Linked DNA regions of Homo sapiens: region 2 is linked to region 1. A link is a loop called in an ENCODE intact Hi-C map of the cell type or tissue named here. Cell type or tissue: psoas muscle. All regions are shown on one strand.

The links. A loop is a pair of places that touch in the nucleus more often than their neighbours do. Peaks named below come from ENCODE experiments on the same cell type or tissue, not always from the same donor. Only the 100,000 strongest peaks of a DNase experiment are listed, where the experiment ranks them.
Region 2: it touches region 1 in a loop (4-fold over the local background); 15 of 110 quality-filtered maps call a loop at or near these places.

The regions. Positions count from the first base shown.
Region 1 is chr4:8,913,619-8,921,618 of GRCh38, forward strand. No RefSeq gene overlaps it. Among named protein-coding and RNA genes, the nearest start is that of HMX1, 46 kb to the left of the region's middle. In psoas muscle, a CTCF peak has its summit at 4,562 (motif pointing left); a DNase peak (open chromatin) is centred at 4,553; H3K27me3 peaks cover 2,323 bases.
Region 2 is chr4:8,469,561-8,477,560 of GRCh38, forward strand. TRMT44 (tRNA methyltransferase 44 homolog) reads left to right here. Exons shown (of 11, transcript NM_152544.3): 10 at 1,524-1,640; 11 at 6,212-6,995. The coding sequence ends at 6,441. Among named protein-coding and RNA genes, the nearest start is that of TRMT44, 33 kb to the left of the region's middle. RefSeq lists an enhancer at 1,705-2,353. In psoas muscle, no CTCF peak of the experiment used is centred here; a DNase peak (open chromatin) is centred at 3,188; H3K27ac peaks cover 261 bases.

The DNA.
Region 1 (8,000 bases):
TCCCTACCGCTGGCAGTAGTCGCCAGGAAGACCCACGGGCTTTGCTTGGACAGCTTCAGGTCCCGGAGTGCCCCAAGGATGCCGGGCGTGTGTGGACCTGTCGCTTACAGGCGGCACTGCTTCCCCCTATAATGCATACATTGAAGCCCTAATCCCCAGGACCTTAGAATGTGACCTGACTTGGAAGTAGGGTCATTGCAGGGGTAATTAGTTCAGATGAGGTCCATCAGAGTCAGGCAGGCCCTTAATCCAACATGACCGGTGTCCCCATAAAAGGTGGATGTTTGGACCCAGCCATGTCCACAGAGAGAACGTGGTGGGAAGGTTACAGTCACGCTCCCCCAAGCCAAGGGACCACCAGGGCTGAGAGAGAGGCCTGGAACAGACCATGCCCTTGTGCCTGCAGGGGAGCCTGGCTCTGCCAACACCTCGATTTCAGACTTCCAGCCTTCAGGGCGAGGGAGAGCACGTGTCTGCTGCTCAACACCCCCGCCTGTGGGGCTGGGCATGGCAGCCCTGGGAATCCACCATAGCCACTCATAAAACAAACAAATGCCTGGAAAATGGAGCTGTCTGATGAAGGTTTACATTCCAGAGCGTCCACCAGGTAGACTATTATGGGGTGCCTCAATGGCGATTACCGACGATCACCTTAGAACCCATGAAGGCATGTGCTGCATGATGGGGGAAAGGCGTGAAGGCTGGCAGGTGCGCTGTGGACACAGGGCCCCAGCCTAACCCGGAGACTCCTTAGACAACGGGAATGAAACATGCTAAAGATCATCTCACAGAAAACTAGCCCCAGATGTGGCTCTCCACCCACTGCTTCTTTAGGAAGGCAGATTCCCCCTGGGGCAGGCCCCAGCCTCGTCCCCAGGACTGACGGGAACCGCGGGGTGTGGGACAGGGGCAGCCTCAGGGCGGCTCCTGGTTCCACCTAGCACAAGCTCACCAGACCCTAACCTCGTTTGCTTTTAGGCTTCCCAAGTGCCAGGGTCCTAGACCCCTCGTCCGTGCCCCGGCCACCGCCTGTCGAGGCCTCCGAGGTCAGCTTCAAGGTGTGTGTGTGGATGACCGGGCCCCCAGCGGTTGACCGGACCCCCAGTGGGCTCCAGAGCCATTCTGCCTTCTTCACCCTCACCCTCGTTTATGTTCCAAGAGTCCTGGGTTTCCTCAGGTGCAGCTTCAGGGGGCTCTGCCATGGGAGGCCGGTGTGCCGTGGGCTGTGGGCCATGGGAGGCCAGTGTGCTGTGGGAGGCTGTGTGCCATGTGCCATGGGCCTCCCCTGAGAGCAGCTGTTGTTTGTAACAAAATCGCCCTGTGTTGACGTCTTCGGCACAGCTCACGCTCACCTGCAGCTTCATGGGAAGCAGGCATCGCCTCGGTGACGCCTCACCGGGTCCAGGTTCGGGAGCCCCAGAGTCCTGAGAAGCAGAATCGTCAGTGCCCATGCATCCAGGGGTAGGCAAGGGCCCAAATCTCTGCCCGGCCACTTCCTGGCTCTGTGACCTCAGGAAAGGCACCCAGTGCTCTGGGCCTCAGCTTCCTGCACCTGTAACACGAGGACGATCATGCCCGCCTTACCAAGCATAGGATTGGGTGAGATTATGTGAGGGGTGGTCCAGTGCCAGGGTTCCAGGCAGTCACCACCACCACAGGCAAAGCCATGGTGCCCTCCTTGCTGCCCCGGAGGGTGTCAGGGGCCAGAGGATGGGCTGCAGCAGCGCCAGCTCAGGGGCTGGACAGAGACAAGGCGGGCTGGGGGCTACTGTTGCTGCCATACAGAGTCTTCCTCTGTCTGCTCGCAGAATCTCATGGCCGTTGCTGTTACAGGACACTGACTCGAGAGACGAGAGAGACACCAGAACGACACCCACAATTGCTCCTTCCATCTGTTCAGAGAACTTGGGGGTGCCTGCTGAGTGCTGGGCCCTAGTGGGGTGCTGGAGACGCTGTGACGAGGACTCCCCCCAGGAGGGGCAGGGATGCAGCCGTGGGCAGAAGTCATCCCAAGGAGGCAGGTGGTCACCCCTACACAGCCTGGGGCTGGCAGAGGAGGGGAGACCAGGGTCCACGGGGAAGGAAGTTGAAGGCTCAGCAGGCTTCGTGACCTTGCCTGGTGAGTGGGATTTGGACACCCAGGACGGGAAGGTATGGAGGGTGGGGGACGGGAGAAGGAGGACTAGGCTGGGAAGCAGTGAGCAGAACCACTGGGTGCACAGAGCCAGCTGTCGTGTGCACACCTGGTGCTATCAGGGAACCGTCGGGTGCACAGAGCCAGCTGTCAGGTGCCCACCTGGCGCTACCAGGGTCCCCACTTGGATTATGTCTGGTGGGTGGACTCTGGAGATGGCAGCTGCTGCTGTCTACAGCGCCCTGTGTCCTAAGACCTGCAGCTAGCCGACAAGGCTCCGGTGATGTCCTAGAGTGTCTCAGGACAGAGGGGGCCTGTGGAGCTCACTCCCTCCCCTCCAGCCGAGGCCTCGCCATGCCAATCTTCATGCCACCTTGCTGTTTCTTGGGCAACACCTGTGTCTCTGCCCAAGCTGTGACCAGGTGCAGGCCCCCGGCTATCGGCGTGGGAAGAGCAGCTTCTGGGGGGTCTTCTTAGGACCTGGAGAGCTGTGGCTGTGTGGGAGGGTGCAGGGAGCAAGTGTCCTCTTAGGGTCAGGAGCCCCCTCTGACCCTGGTCACTGTCCAGTCATCAAGTGGGTTGCCTGGGGTGGTGAGCAGCCTGTCCTTGAAGGTGTGAGCCGGGACCGTGTGCTCGGCTCAGCCAGACAAGTTTTCTCAAGCCAGAACTGCCCTGAGCGCTCGTCCAAGCGGCCCCCACCCCCTGTGCCAGCCTCGCTGTGCTGTGCAGTTCCAGTTCCATCACAGCAGTTCTTCCTCTGGATGGGGACAGACAGCCCAGCCCTGAATTATTCATGCTGACTCTTGCAGTCTCCGAGCTTGACACCCCATCAAGGAAATGCGTGGTAAATGCAGTGATTTATGCAGGTACTTAAGGCCACAGTGGCTCTGCCCAACCGCCTGGAGGTGATCCAGGCCCCATCTCTCCCCATGCAGGCTTCCTGGAGGTTCCTGGAGGTCTGGCAGTGCAGGTGGGCAGGACCCTTCCAGTTGGGTACCAGGAAGGGATGTGGCCTCTGCGGGGTGCCCCAAAGGGATCCCTCACCTGGAGTGCACTCAGAGCCCCCCTCCCCTGCTATCTGGGCCTGGGCTGAGCTCAAGGGTCCCAAGCAGAGGGAAGGCCAAAGGGGAACACTGCAGAGGGATGCTGGGAAACCCTCTTGCCAGCTCCTGTTCACTGCACTTCACAGTGACTGAGCCTGGGAAACAGCTCAGCTCACTGCAGTTGGGCAGAGAGGGAAACTGAGTCATGGGGTCATTTACCCAGGCCACATGATCAGTCTTTCCCCCATGATCTCTAGGATCTAGGCTAGTGGGGATCATATCTATATCTGGGCATCTCTCTGCCCAGGTTGAGCAATATGGACAAATCATTCATTCATTCATTCATTCATTCATTCATCTGTTCCCAGCTCAGCCACCTACTGGCCTGAGGCCTTGGGTTAGGGACTCAGCTCCCACATGCCTGGTTTCATATGCAGAATGGAGACGACAGCTCCTGCCTCACATCTGTGGTGGGAACGACATGAGTTAGTGCAGGTAAAGGGTTCAGAACAATGAGGTGCACAGAGCCAGCTGTTGGGTTCACACCTGGCACTATCAGGGTCCCCACTCGGATTATGCCTGGTGGCTGGACTCTGGAGATGGCAGCTGCCGCTGTCTACAAGGCCCTGTGTCCTAAGATGTACAGCTCGCTGACAAGGCTGCGGCAATGCCCCAGAGCTTCTCAGGACAGTGGGGACCTGTGGAACATCAGGCAGTACGCACTGGTCGGTACTTTTAGCAGGGCCTTTGGATGGAGCGAGAGGCCTCCCTGCCACACTCCAGCTCCTGACCCTTGTGCCTCAGGCCCAGACCCAGTCCTACCGACGAACATTCACAGAGTATTGCTGTGTGCAGGCCCCCAGGCTCAGGGCTGGGCTAAGCCACTGCAAGAAAGCCATCAGCAGCCCCTCCGCTGGACGCTCTTCTGGGATCCCTTGAATGGGGAGGGACCAGGACTGCTCCAGCCACAGCCTGGGAGAGCCACAGGGCAGGTGCCAGGCGGACTGAGGCTGAATGGAGAGAGAGAGAGAGAGAGAGAGAGAGAGAGAGAGAGAGAGAGAGAGAGAGAGACAGAGAGAAACCCCCCAGGCAGGCCGACCTGGGGATAGCTGAGCAGGGGCACAGAAAGGCAGGGACAGATGAGGAGGAAGGCAGAGACTGTGCCCTCCCTCAGCTCCTCAGCGGCGTGGGTTCCTCTGGCACTGACCTGACCCGGGAGGAGATGACGTCTGCCCCAGGAGGGCCCCCTGCTCAGATGAGGTGCCCTGTGGCAGGGAAGCCCAGGCGGCTGTGCAGAAGAAGGCTGGGAGCCCAGCCCACCCATCCGCAGTGCCCAGAGAAGCAGGCAGGGCCTGTCTGTGGCACAATGGTGCCACCCAGTGGCCATACCCCCAAATCGCACCTGTGCCAGGACCAAAGCTGGGCAGGCAACCCGCGAGAGGTGGAGGTACCCTGCGACCTGAATATTTAGTAAATACAAACTCCACGGGACACTCAGTTAAAGGAAGATTTCAGACGAACGTTGAGTAATTTCTTTAGAATGTGTCCTAAATATTGCACCGGACAAACTCACACTAAACAGTGTTTGTTTATCTGAAATTCATCTTTACCTGGGCTTCCTGTATTTTATCTGTACTTATTTACCTTAGCCTCAAGTGACTTTTAGGACAACAAAGGTTTACTTGGGGTAAACACCATTGGGCTGTTGGGCCTTGGGGTATAAAGGGGCGGTTCTGCTGCCTCCTGCTTATTTCCTGGGGCTTAGAGCAAACTGAAATAGACAGGGGCGCTTCCTTCGGGGCAGGCACCCTGCTAAGCAGTCAGGTATTTAATCCTCACGCACAACCCATGTGGGTAACACCACTGTGTCTTCACTTTACAGATGGGGAAACTGAGGCTCAGAGAAGCAAATCGACTTGCTCCTAACTAGAAGGTGACCTGCTGTGCACTGAATGTTTGTGGCCCCCCAGTTCCTTCCTTCCTTCTTTCCTTCCTTCATTCCTTTATTCTTTCTTTTTCTTTCTTTCTTTCCTTCCTTCCTTCCTTCCTTCCTTCCTTCCTTCCTTCCTTCCTTCCTTCCTTCCTTTCTTTCTTTCTTTCTTTCTTTCTTTCTTTCTTTCTTTCTTTCTTCTTTCTTTCTTTCCTTCCGTCCCTTCCTTTCTCATTCTTCTTTTTCTTTCTTTCTCTTTCTTTCTTTCTTGCTTGCTTGCTTGCTTTCTTTCTTCTTTCTTTCCCTCCCTCCCTTCCTTCCTTTCTCTTTCTTCTCTTTCTTTCTTTCTTTCTTTCTTTCTTTCTTTCTTCTTTCTTTCTTTCCTTCTTTCTTTTTCTTTCTTCCTTCTTTCTTTCTTCTTTCTTTCTTTCTTTCTTTCTTTCTTTCTTTCTTTCTTTCTTTCTTTCTTTCTTTCTTTCTTTCCCTCTCTCTCTCTTTCATTCTTTCTTTCTCTCTCTTTCTTTCGAGATGGAGTCTTGCTCTGTCACCCAGGCAGATTGTGCAGTGGTGCAATCTCCACTCACTGCAACCTCCGCCTCCTGGATTCAAGTGATTCTCCCGTCTCAGCCTCCTGAGTAGCTGAGATTACAGGCACACAGCACCACATCCGGCTAATTTTTGTATTTTTAATAGAGACGGGGTTTTGCCATGTTGGTCAGGCTGGTCTCAAACGCCTGATCTCAAGTGATACCCCCGCCTCAGCCTCCCAAAGTGCTGGGACTATAGGTGTGAGCCACCACACCCGGCCTGCTGCCCACCCCCCATTTCTATGTTGAAGCCCTGATCCCCAGTGTTAGGAGGGGACTGCAGGAAGTGATTATCTCATCCCACGGAAGGCCTCATAGAAGGATCGGTGCCTTTATAAGAAGAGACCAGAGTGTGTGCTCTCTCCCTGGCCTCCCACCACGTGGGGACACAGCATGGACCAAGCAAGACAGCAGAGAGCCTCATCAGACACCACTGTGTGAGCACCTTGACCTGGGCCTTCCAGCCTCCGGAGCTGTGAGGATGTCCACGTCTGTTGCTTCAGCCCCACAGTCTGTGTTACTTTTATTACAGCAGCTCGAACACACAAAGACACTCTCTAAGGGCTCCGCTTCGAGACACTGCCCCTCCCCTGCACAGACACCATTGGGGGTGACTGGTACATTGTACCGATCGGGAGCCTGGGAGAGTGGGATGATACCACGGACAGTGCCAGAGCTGAGACTGGCACCAACATCAGATGGGCCCTGCCTGAGGTTGGCAGAGAACTCTGCCTGTCTCTTTCAGGGGAGAAGAAGCCATGGAGGAGAAGTGGGGGGCATGCAGCTCCTGGGCCACCGAGCCCGGGCCGGGCCACTGCACTTCCCAGCAATGCTGTTCCCAGGAGGGCGTGCTGTGAAGTCCCCCAAAGAGCAGAGAGCGGCTGCAGCTGGCCTGGCTGCAGAGAGCCCACGGCCATCACAAGGGCAGGTGCAGCCCAGGGCCGAGTCCCAGCTCCAGGCTGGCTCCAAGGATGTGGGGACAGGCCATCTGGGGCTTGGGCTCCCTTGTCCTTCCCACCGTTCCAAGAGGGCTAGGTGAACACCCACTGTTCCAGGTGCCAGGGCTATGGAAGGGTCCAGGCAGGCACAGCTCCAGCCCCGTGAGCCAGCCTTCAGACCATGGGGACTGGGGACAGATGATTCTGTGGTTCTCGCAAGTTGGTTCTGGGGATTCTTAGGGGAAGGGGCTCCAGCTCTCTGTGGGGGTCAGAGGAGACCTTGGGTTGAAGCACACAGGAAGGCGGGAGTCTGCCGGGCTGGGGAGGAGAGCTCTGGGACAAACAGCACAGTGAGCACCAAGATCCAGGGGTAGAAGTGAGCTTGGGTATTCTAGGAACAGCGAGGTGGCCCGGGCAGCTGAGTGGCGTCGGGGAGGGGACACACCATGGAGAGATGAGTCAGAGGGGTCCAGACAGATGTCACCAGCAAGACCACCAGGAGCCGCAGGTGGGGAGCTGTGCAACCTCATGTATTTATGGGCAGGGAGACACCGTGACGTGGCTCCTGTAGGCGTCCAGGCCTGAGGGGTGGGGCCCGGGCCTGAGTGGGAGGGCTGGAGGGGGAGGATGCCCCAGATTTGGGGTTTGTGCTGAACATGGTGCCATCAGGATTTTCTGAGGGATTGATGTGGGGCACAAGAGAAACTGAGCCACAAGGACAATTGGAAAGCTCTGGACGGGGGAGATGCAGAAGACCGAGTGGGCTTCTATGCGTACTGAGTGGGACACCCCAGTGAAGGTGGCAGGGATCCCTTGGACACGTGATTGGGTGCACGCTCCAGTTGCATAGGCCGGAGGTCTGGGCTGGAGGCATGAACTTGGGAGTCGGCAGCCTGGGAGTGAGCCTGGGGACCTCCCCGGGGGAGGTCCTGCTCACTGCAGAGGCCCCGGCCCCAACTGCAGTCACAAGTACCTGCAAGTGTCACCACCTCACTGAGGCCTGGAGAGAGTTGTCCTGGCAGCCAAGGCAGACCTGTTGAGCCAAGTGATGTCCACCACCCCTGACAGCATCCTGCTCGCTGGTGACTCCCAGGAGAGTAAAGGGAAAGGCAAAGGGAAATCAGACTTTAAATGGGTGGGCCCCCTTCTCTCTCAGTATAGATGGGAAAATTGAGCCCCAGGAGGCTAAGGGAGATGCCTGAAGGACAGAGTGTTCTTTCCGGTTCTCTAGAACCGGAAAGAAAGTGTAATAGCTTCCCTGGCTGCCCTAACAAACCACCACAAACTTAGTGGCATAAAACAACACAGATGTGTTTTCTCACATACTGGAGGTCAGAACTCCAACAAGAGTCTCACTGTGTTAAAGTC
Region 2 (8,000 bases), 440 kb before region 1:
GGATGGACGGCTTTCGGTGGGTGAGGAGGAAGGAGGAACAGACCTGGAGATGGAGAGCGGGGATGGGTGAGCGGTGGGCTCAGTCCTGCCTGCGCCTTGGAACTTGGGAATCAGGGCACCTAACAGGCTCTGGACCCCCGTCCCCTCCAGATGGGTGTCCGTGGGTCTGGGGCTTGTTAGGGACTCTCCACGTGGCCTTGGCCTCTCAGCCCACTGCCTCCCTCCCGCCCACAGGCGGCCTTCAGGGCCTTTGGTCGCCCCCACCCAGCCTGTCCTCAGGCAGGCACCTCTGCGTTTCTGTGCCTGTGGGCCATGTGTGGCTCTGTCTCCAGGACCTCACCCATCCTAGCTCGGCGTCTGTCCCTGTGGGACACTGCTGAGAAATAGGGTAGGAAAGGGCCCTGCCCTCAAGAGGCTCCAAGTCCTGCCTGGCTAGGAGTCAAGACCGCACACGTCAAAGGATGAGAAACCAAGAGGCCGGATATGCCAGGCCAGGAGGCACCCATGGCTGAGTGTGAGATTCCCTGTTATGGAGTCCATGCTGGGCCAGAGCCGGGGCAACAGGGAAGGCTGACTGGGACAATATGTGATCTTTTTTAAAACACTCCCGCTCCTCTCAGAATGGATTTGAGACAGCCGAGAGGTGGACTCAGAAGGTTGGCCAGGCTGGGTGGGCAGGATTCTCGCAGCAGCTGCGACAGCGGCTGCCAGCACCAGGCTCCTGGGTCAGGAGTGTGGTGTCCTGATCCGTAGGGGTCTGACAGGCTCAGCTGCATACAGACAGGCGCCGTCTCCTCCGCTCTCCTGCAGCTTGGGAGGGTGTGGATAAGATGTGAGGTGCAGCACCTGGCAGATAGGAAGTTCCTGGCAAATACATGCAGGAAAACCAGCTTTCATTCATATCCAATTTGATGTTTTGGTAATAAATGACTTTAATGTCACCAGGTTTTCTGATTAGAGCATTTTGAAATACCTGCAGGCTCTCAAAGCAGAAATTCGAATGGGAAAGAGACCATCACTGTGGTGTCTGTGCTGTTCCTTTTTTTAGTGCCTAGCATGGCCTTGCTGGCCACCCTAGAGCCGGTAGCGCCAGGCTGGCTGCCCCATGGTTGGAGCAGCCACTGGGAAGGCTCAGGCCCCAGGCTTGCCAGCTTGGCCTTCCTTCTTTAGTCTGAGAAACCCTGGCTCCAAACAGCCACCCCCCTTCATGGGTCACCAGTGAGAAGAGCTTGAGGTGACCACCCAGAGCAGGCAGCATCACCTGACGCCTGGCCCTGTGCGGGCATGGGGCATGTGTGGGGCTGCGTCTTGTCAGGCTGTGCCACCTTAGCTGGGTGGGGACGCCACGGCCCTCACGGTTTGGTGCGGTGTGGTGTGGGTTAGGTGAGATGGAATCGTCCTTCGTGCTGGAGTGCATAACGCGTGTGAGTGTATGGAACTGAAATGGACTGTTTCTGCCTGTGTGACAGGTTCGTAATATTTTGCTGTTGTTTTGGGGAAAAAAAAAACCCGTTTTTCCACAGAGAGCCTATCTCTGGCAGAAGTAGCCAACGAGCTGGACACGGAGACCCTGCGGAGGCTGAAGCGGGAGTGTGGGGGCCTGCAGACGCTGCTCCGGAACAGCCACCAGGTGTTCCAAGGTACGGAGTCCGCCTCTCCCCCGCCGTTCTTTCCTTCTTTTTCCCCCTTTTTTCAGTTAAATAATGTTTTATTTTAGAGTGGTTTAGACTCACTGAAGAATCTGACAGAAGCAGCAAGTTCCGCGGTGCCCCACCCAGCTCTGACGTGGGTGGCATTTGACCTCAGGGTGGGACGTGGGTCACCCCGTTCCCTCCTTGCTCCTCTGGACCTCGTCCCATGCGATGTCCCCAGGCTGGTCTCTCTCCCCCTATGCTGTGCTTGCTGACGCCTCAGCTCCACTTGCTCCACGCAGGACAGAGCAAGTCGGGTAGCCGCTGGCCGGTCCCCTGTTGGCTGGGGGTCATTGTTTGGCGTCATCTTTAGCTGCTGCAAACTGAAAGCATCCTGAGCCACAGAGCCAGGGTGGGGAGTGGGAAGAGTGAGCCCTGCCCCACAGGCGGAGGCCTGGACTCCTGTGGCCCTCGCCCCACGGGCCTGGGCAGGCGGAGGTCCTGGTACCCAGTTCCCCTGCTCCCCAACGCCCTGTGACTCCAGGACTGCCAGGGTATGGGGAGGCAGGAGGGCCCTCCACCCGCTTGTCCATTCACTCAGCCCGCAAAGCAAGGCAGACACATCCCTGGCCTTCTGGAGCCGGTGGTGCAGTGAGGGAGGGGGGAGATGTAGCAGGTGCTCACCCAGGTGCCAGTGGTGTACACACTTCCATCATCTGCAGCTTCCAGGTGTGCACAGAGGGGGCAGGAACAGGGCAGGGAGCCATGGTTTACCAGCGCCAGCGGCTGGGGAGTTTGCCATAACTTGCTTTGTGGCGCTTTTTTTTTTTTTTTCCTCTTTCTGTAAGTATTTTAAAGCAAATTCTAGCTAGCATGCTATTTCACCCCTAAGTACTTCCACGTGCATCTTTAAGAATAGTAGGTGTCTTCTTGTGTCACCACCATGCCCTAAGCACACATTTCTGTGAGTTGTGATGTGCAGGGAGAACTGGCCTGGCCCGAGTGGGCTCAGGAGGGCTTTACTTAGGAAATGACACTTGAGCTGGGCCTGGAAGGAAAAGAGGAGTCAGGAACAGAGAACAGCTTTAGGCAGAGCGAACAGCATTTGCAAAGAGCCAGGGTTGGGAGGAGTAAGAGTGGGAGCTGGTCGGGTTACAGCCGCCATGACCAGGAAAAGGACTGGGCCTCTGATGGGTAGGGATGACACCGAAGTCACAGTGGGAAGGAGTGGCCTGGCTTACACCCTAGCTTCTGGGTCCCCTGCCCATGAAGTAGCCGTGGGGATCAGGTGCAGTACAGTGTCTGGCTCTCTGGGTGTGTGAGAGAGCACAGGTGTGTGTGCCATTCCTCATGTGTACACAAGAGTGCAAGCGTGTGGGTTTGTGCACACACACACACTGCCTTTGTGTGCCTGCCTGCTCCTGGAGAGCTGAACTTGGCTTTCAGCTGAACTGGCCTCTCTAGGTGAGAGCTGCTGTTGGGTGGGGGGCCGGTGAGCATGGTTGGAGCCTGTGTTTCTCGGGGCAGGCGCAGAAGCGTGTCCCTGAGGCTGCCCCCAGAGTAGACACTGGGCCTGCAGTGCTGGCTGGGCTGGGCCTGCTGGCTGGGCTGGGCCTGCTGCCTGGAGTCTGCTCTTCCTTGCATAGAGCTTTAGGCAGTTAGAATACTTCCCACCTCCACGGGGCCTCTTTCTGTCTTTCCCAACACTTGTTTTTGTTGGTTTCCTGAAATACTGTCTTTTTCACCCATGATGAGTCTGCTTGTATGTCAGTGTTTTTCTGTGCAGGTCACCCTGGGGGGGCAAACTTGTTTTTGGAAACGCTTCTGAGTAGGAGGCCTGGGAATTGGGTTCCAAATAAACATTCTCCTCCAGTCATGCGAAAACTATGCTCTGAAGCTGGGTCTTATCTCTGTATGAGGTTTAGGTTTTGTTTTAAGCTAACGTGGCTAGTCTCAGAAAATGTTTATGAGAGTGAGGAATTGGAAATGTTTCCAGATGGCTTCAGGTCAGCCAGCCCTGAGCATGACCCATGAGGGCCACAAGGGCCAGCCCTGCCTCTGTCCCTGCCCCTTCCTGAGGCCGCCAAGGGGCGGCGCGCTGCATCCATGCTGGCTGGTATGGAGCCTGGCACCGTGCTGCCGGGTACACGCGGGGCCTCATCTCATCCTGCACTCATGGCAGAGCAGGCCTTTCCTCCTTGAACATGTAGACAAGTCTCAGAGAGGTCAGTGCGCCGGCCCGATGTCTCCCAGTGAGTGGAGAGGCCACGCCACAGTCCGGGCCAGGTCTGACCCAGCACTGGCACCCCTGAGCCTATGGCATCATCCGAGGACTGTAATCCTCAACCCGTTCCTCAGAGCAACTTGGTGAAAGGGAGTGTCTGTCTGCTGTCAGAAGCAGTGGTGGAGATGGCGGCTCCTGTGCTGAGGTAGAGTCCCAGGGGATGCGCACGGTAAGGAGGGAGGAGGCGGCAGGAACTTGGGTGGAGCAGACTGTGGCTCTGTGGTTCCATTTCAAAATGAGGAGCACATTTCCAGAGGAGGAGAGTCTTTCTAGCTGTTGGTTGTCTTTCTAGCTGGCTAGAGCAAGTGCCTCTGGAAGGCCGCCCCTTCTGGCACCTGGCCAGATGGGGGCTCAGGTGTTAAGAGGGGCGGCCGGGAGCTACCTGCCATGTCCAGGGTTGTAGACACGGGGAGTGGGTCAGTGAGGCTGGGCCAGCCTGGAGCCTGCCTGCGCCGTTCGGGAGCCTCATCTCTATCATCAGCGCCCGCTCCTCAGTCCTTAGACACCCTGCAGGTCCTGCTTCCAAAACATGGTTGGGTGTGCTCTTAACTCCGGAGCCGCGTGGGAGGGCCTGCCGCCAGCTGGCCTGTCACGTTGTGGTGGGGAAGGGGGTGCCGAGGCTGGCTCTGAGGGGAATCTGTACTCAGCCTTTGGCCTCAGTGATCCCCCACCCCCCATTCTCTTGACAGGTCAGGGCATCAGGCCAGAGGCCCCTCACTGTTTGGGATCATGGGGAGTTGGGGGGAAGCTCTGGCCCCTGGGGCTCCTCCTGAGCACCCTTTAGAGGGTTCCAGGTCCCTCAGTGGCCAGGATGTGCCCTTCTGTGCTGCGCCAGGAGGTGCTGCTGTGGGGACATGGGCAGAGTGTCGCGGGACTGCCTTAACAGGAGACTTCAGGTTAAGAAACCTCAGCTCCAATGTTGGGAGGCGAGACAGAGAGGCAGCCGTGGGAGGGCAAACAGGGTCAGGCCTGGCCTTGGCGGTGCTTCCAGCCAGGCTGTGAGGGTGAGCCCCCAACTGTGGCGCCGTTCTCTGGGCTCATTTCTCTAGTTTCAGGGGAAACTGTAAAACATCAGTCTGTCAAAAGCACACAGGCTCGTTATTGCCACACACAAGGTGATTTGAAGGCAGAATTCGAGCTTTAATTCCTACACTTTCAAGTTCTCTTTGGAAGTCGGTGAGCCAGACTTCCTCACTGAGGCTCCTTTATTCCCCCGAGCCTTCTGTCGTGAGCGGTTTCCTAGCTTCCAGCGAGAACCAGGAAGGAGGTGGTTGCTTTGGCCATGTTTCACGGGGAGTTGTTGGATTCCCACAAGGAAACGGCCAAATGGGAGCGTAGGGGGGTATCTCGGCCCAATTTGGGCGGCGGGGTCAGGAGGCAGCCTAGAGGAGGCCTGCGAGGCCTGGGACCCAGGTGACGAGCGGGCCCACAGCAGCCCTCTCCTGGCCCCACCCCACTCTGATGTCCCTCCAGCTCCCCAGTTTGGAGATCAGCCCTGGCCATTGGGTCCCAGTGGCACTTTCAGAGGGGGTATCTAAACTACTGCACATAGGCAGGTCCCCCTTCGTGTTCCTGTTCCAGAGCTCATTGGCCTCTGTTACTCCACACTTGCACCTGGAGGGGCTCCGGTTGGGAGGCGCATGTAAACCCAGTGCACCGGGACGGCACCAAGGAGCAGAGGCTGCCCTGCACCAGCCCCGTCCTTAGACTGCGTGGAGGGACCTGCGCCTTGCCCCTCTTTCTGCCCGTAATGCTGACACAGTCCTCAGAGGTCGGGGCTGCAGCACAGATGTTTTCTCGTGTTTCGGCTCTCACACCGTGGTCCCTCCTTCCTCCACTCAAGTGATCCTTCTAAAATGGTGGCTCTGCAGGACCTGCCTCTCAGCCAGAGGGAAGGTCGGTGGCCTCAATGATGAGGCCACAAGGGACCCAGCTCTGTCCTCTGCCCTCCCCTCTGGCTGTCCCTCGAATGTGGCCAGTCCTGGTGCAGTCTGTCCTGGGACACTCGGGTTTGCTGCTGCTTTGCCTAAAATGCTCTTCCTGGGTCTGCGCAGGGCTGCCGCTCACTTCCCGCAGGGCTCACCTTCCCCGGCCTTGCCTGAAGACACATCCCATACCTCAGTCACTCCCACTGGAGGCAGACTCACTGTGACCAGCAGGAACTCTAGGCTGTGTTCCGGTTGTATCCCTGACCCTGGATTGGCACCTCCCGTGGCGTGGGAGCTAAAGAGAGGCTGGTGAATTAAGGAACTTTCAGGTTTACTTCTCAGTGTGTCTTCTCTGTTCCAAACCACAGTTGTGAATGGGAGAGTTCACATCCGCGACTGGCGAGAGGAGACACTGTGGAAGACAAAGCAACCGGAAGCGAAACAGAGACTGCTCTCTGAAGCCTGCAAAACCCGCCTCTGCTGGTTCTTCATGCATCACCCTGATGGCTGCGCTCTGTCCACGGACTGCTGCCCGTTTGCCCATGGGCCTGCGGAGCTGCGGCCACCCCGGACCACCCCGAGGAAGAAGATTTCATGAGCTGCATCCTTGCCAGCCGAGGCCTGGTTGGGGAGGCCAAACCAAGGAGAGCTTCCCCAGCAGTCGTCAGTGCTGTGGTCTCTGCTCTGGCTGTGTTTCAGCCCACCTCCTCCCAGCTTTCTCCACATCCTCACAGTGATGAACCGTATTTCATAAACATCACACGCCAGAGAAGCCACAGTTACTCGGAAGCCCCCAGCTGACTGCCTGGCTTGTTTCAGATGCAGCCGCTTGAAACGTGCGCAGCATCTTCATATCATAAAGATTGTGCACGGATCCTTACAATGTCTCCTGGGGGAGAGCGGCTGAGGCTGCCTTGCACAGGCCCTTCCCAGGGCGCTGTCCGACGCCTGCCCCACCATGTCCACATCTGTGAAGAGGATGGGGCTCCTCGAGAAGTAAGACCGTATCTGCCAGCGTTTCTCACCACACTGGAGAGCAGCTGCTCTGGAGCAGGGATCCACCAGATTGGTATTTTTAAAAAAGGTGTCAGGCTTGCTATGTTGAGGTTGTTTTTAGAGTTACAGAGAATAAAAACACTCATAATTTCCTGACATGGGCCACTCTAAGTGGCATGAAAAAAAAATCCTAAGTGAATTGTTGACAGGGCTTTAAAAATGTAAATATCACAGATGACAAAGGTAAGACCTACACCTTCCTCCCTCCTCCATGAGACCCTCTCCCCAGAAATACTGCAGCAGTCCTTTTTAGTCCTTCCAGAAAAAAAAATCCTGATTTGTTTCTCTTTTATTTTTATGAAGTGATAGGGTCTTGATCTCTCGCCCAGGCTGGAGTGCAGTGGCAAGATCATAGCTCACTGCAGCTTTGAACTCCTGGGCTCAAGCCATCCTTCTGCCTCAGCCTGTCAAGTGACTGGGACTGTAGATGCACGCCACCATGCCTGGCCAACTTTTAAAATTTTAGAGGCGGGGTCTCGCTATGTTGCCCAGGCTGGCCTTGAACTCTTGGGTTCATGCAGTCCTCCCACCTCAGCCTCCCAAAGTGCTGGCATGACAGCTGCGAGCCATGGCGTCTGACCCCCGATGTTTCTATTTAAAGTTATTTCTATGGTTTTATACAAAAGGTCACATGCAGTCCACACTGTTCTGCCGTTGACTTTCTGCAGTGTACCCTGGTGCCTCTCCATTGGGTATATCTGCCTGATTATTGGCAGCAGCCGTGTGGCATTCCGTGGCAGCGCCGCACTCATCACACCTGAGCAGTGAGAATAAATGGGCATCTTCTCTGAAGGCACCTCAGCTCTGCAGCACCACGGGGCGGCGCTGCCACGGGCCCAGACCCTGCCCTCTGAGTTCCAAGTCAGTCCCAGAGCGCAGATCCCAGGCTGAGGATGTGCCAGGAGGTGCCTGGCCCTGGAAGTGTCCACCCTTCATCTTACTGGGAGACTGGCGCTCCGTGGCCCTTTGGGGCAGGCCCCAGTTTGTCGAGCAGCTGCAGCTCTGACTAGTGAGGCACAAGGGAGCTCTGCTGAGGCCTCTGGGGTCCCCACGCTGGGAAGTTCTCCCTGCAGGGGACACCTGGTGTAGAAGCCCCGAGGG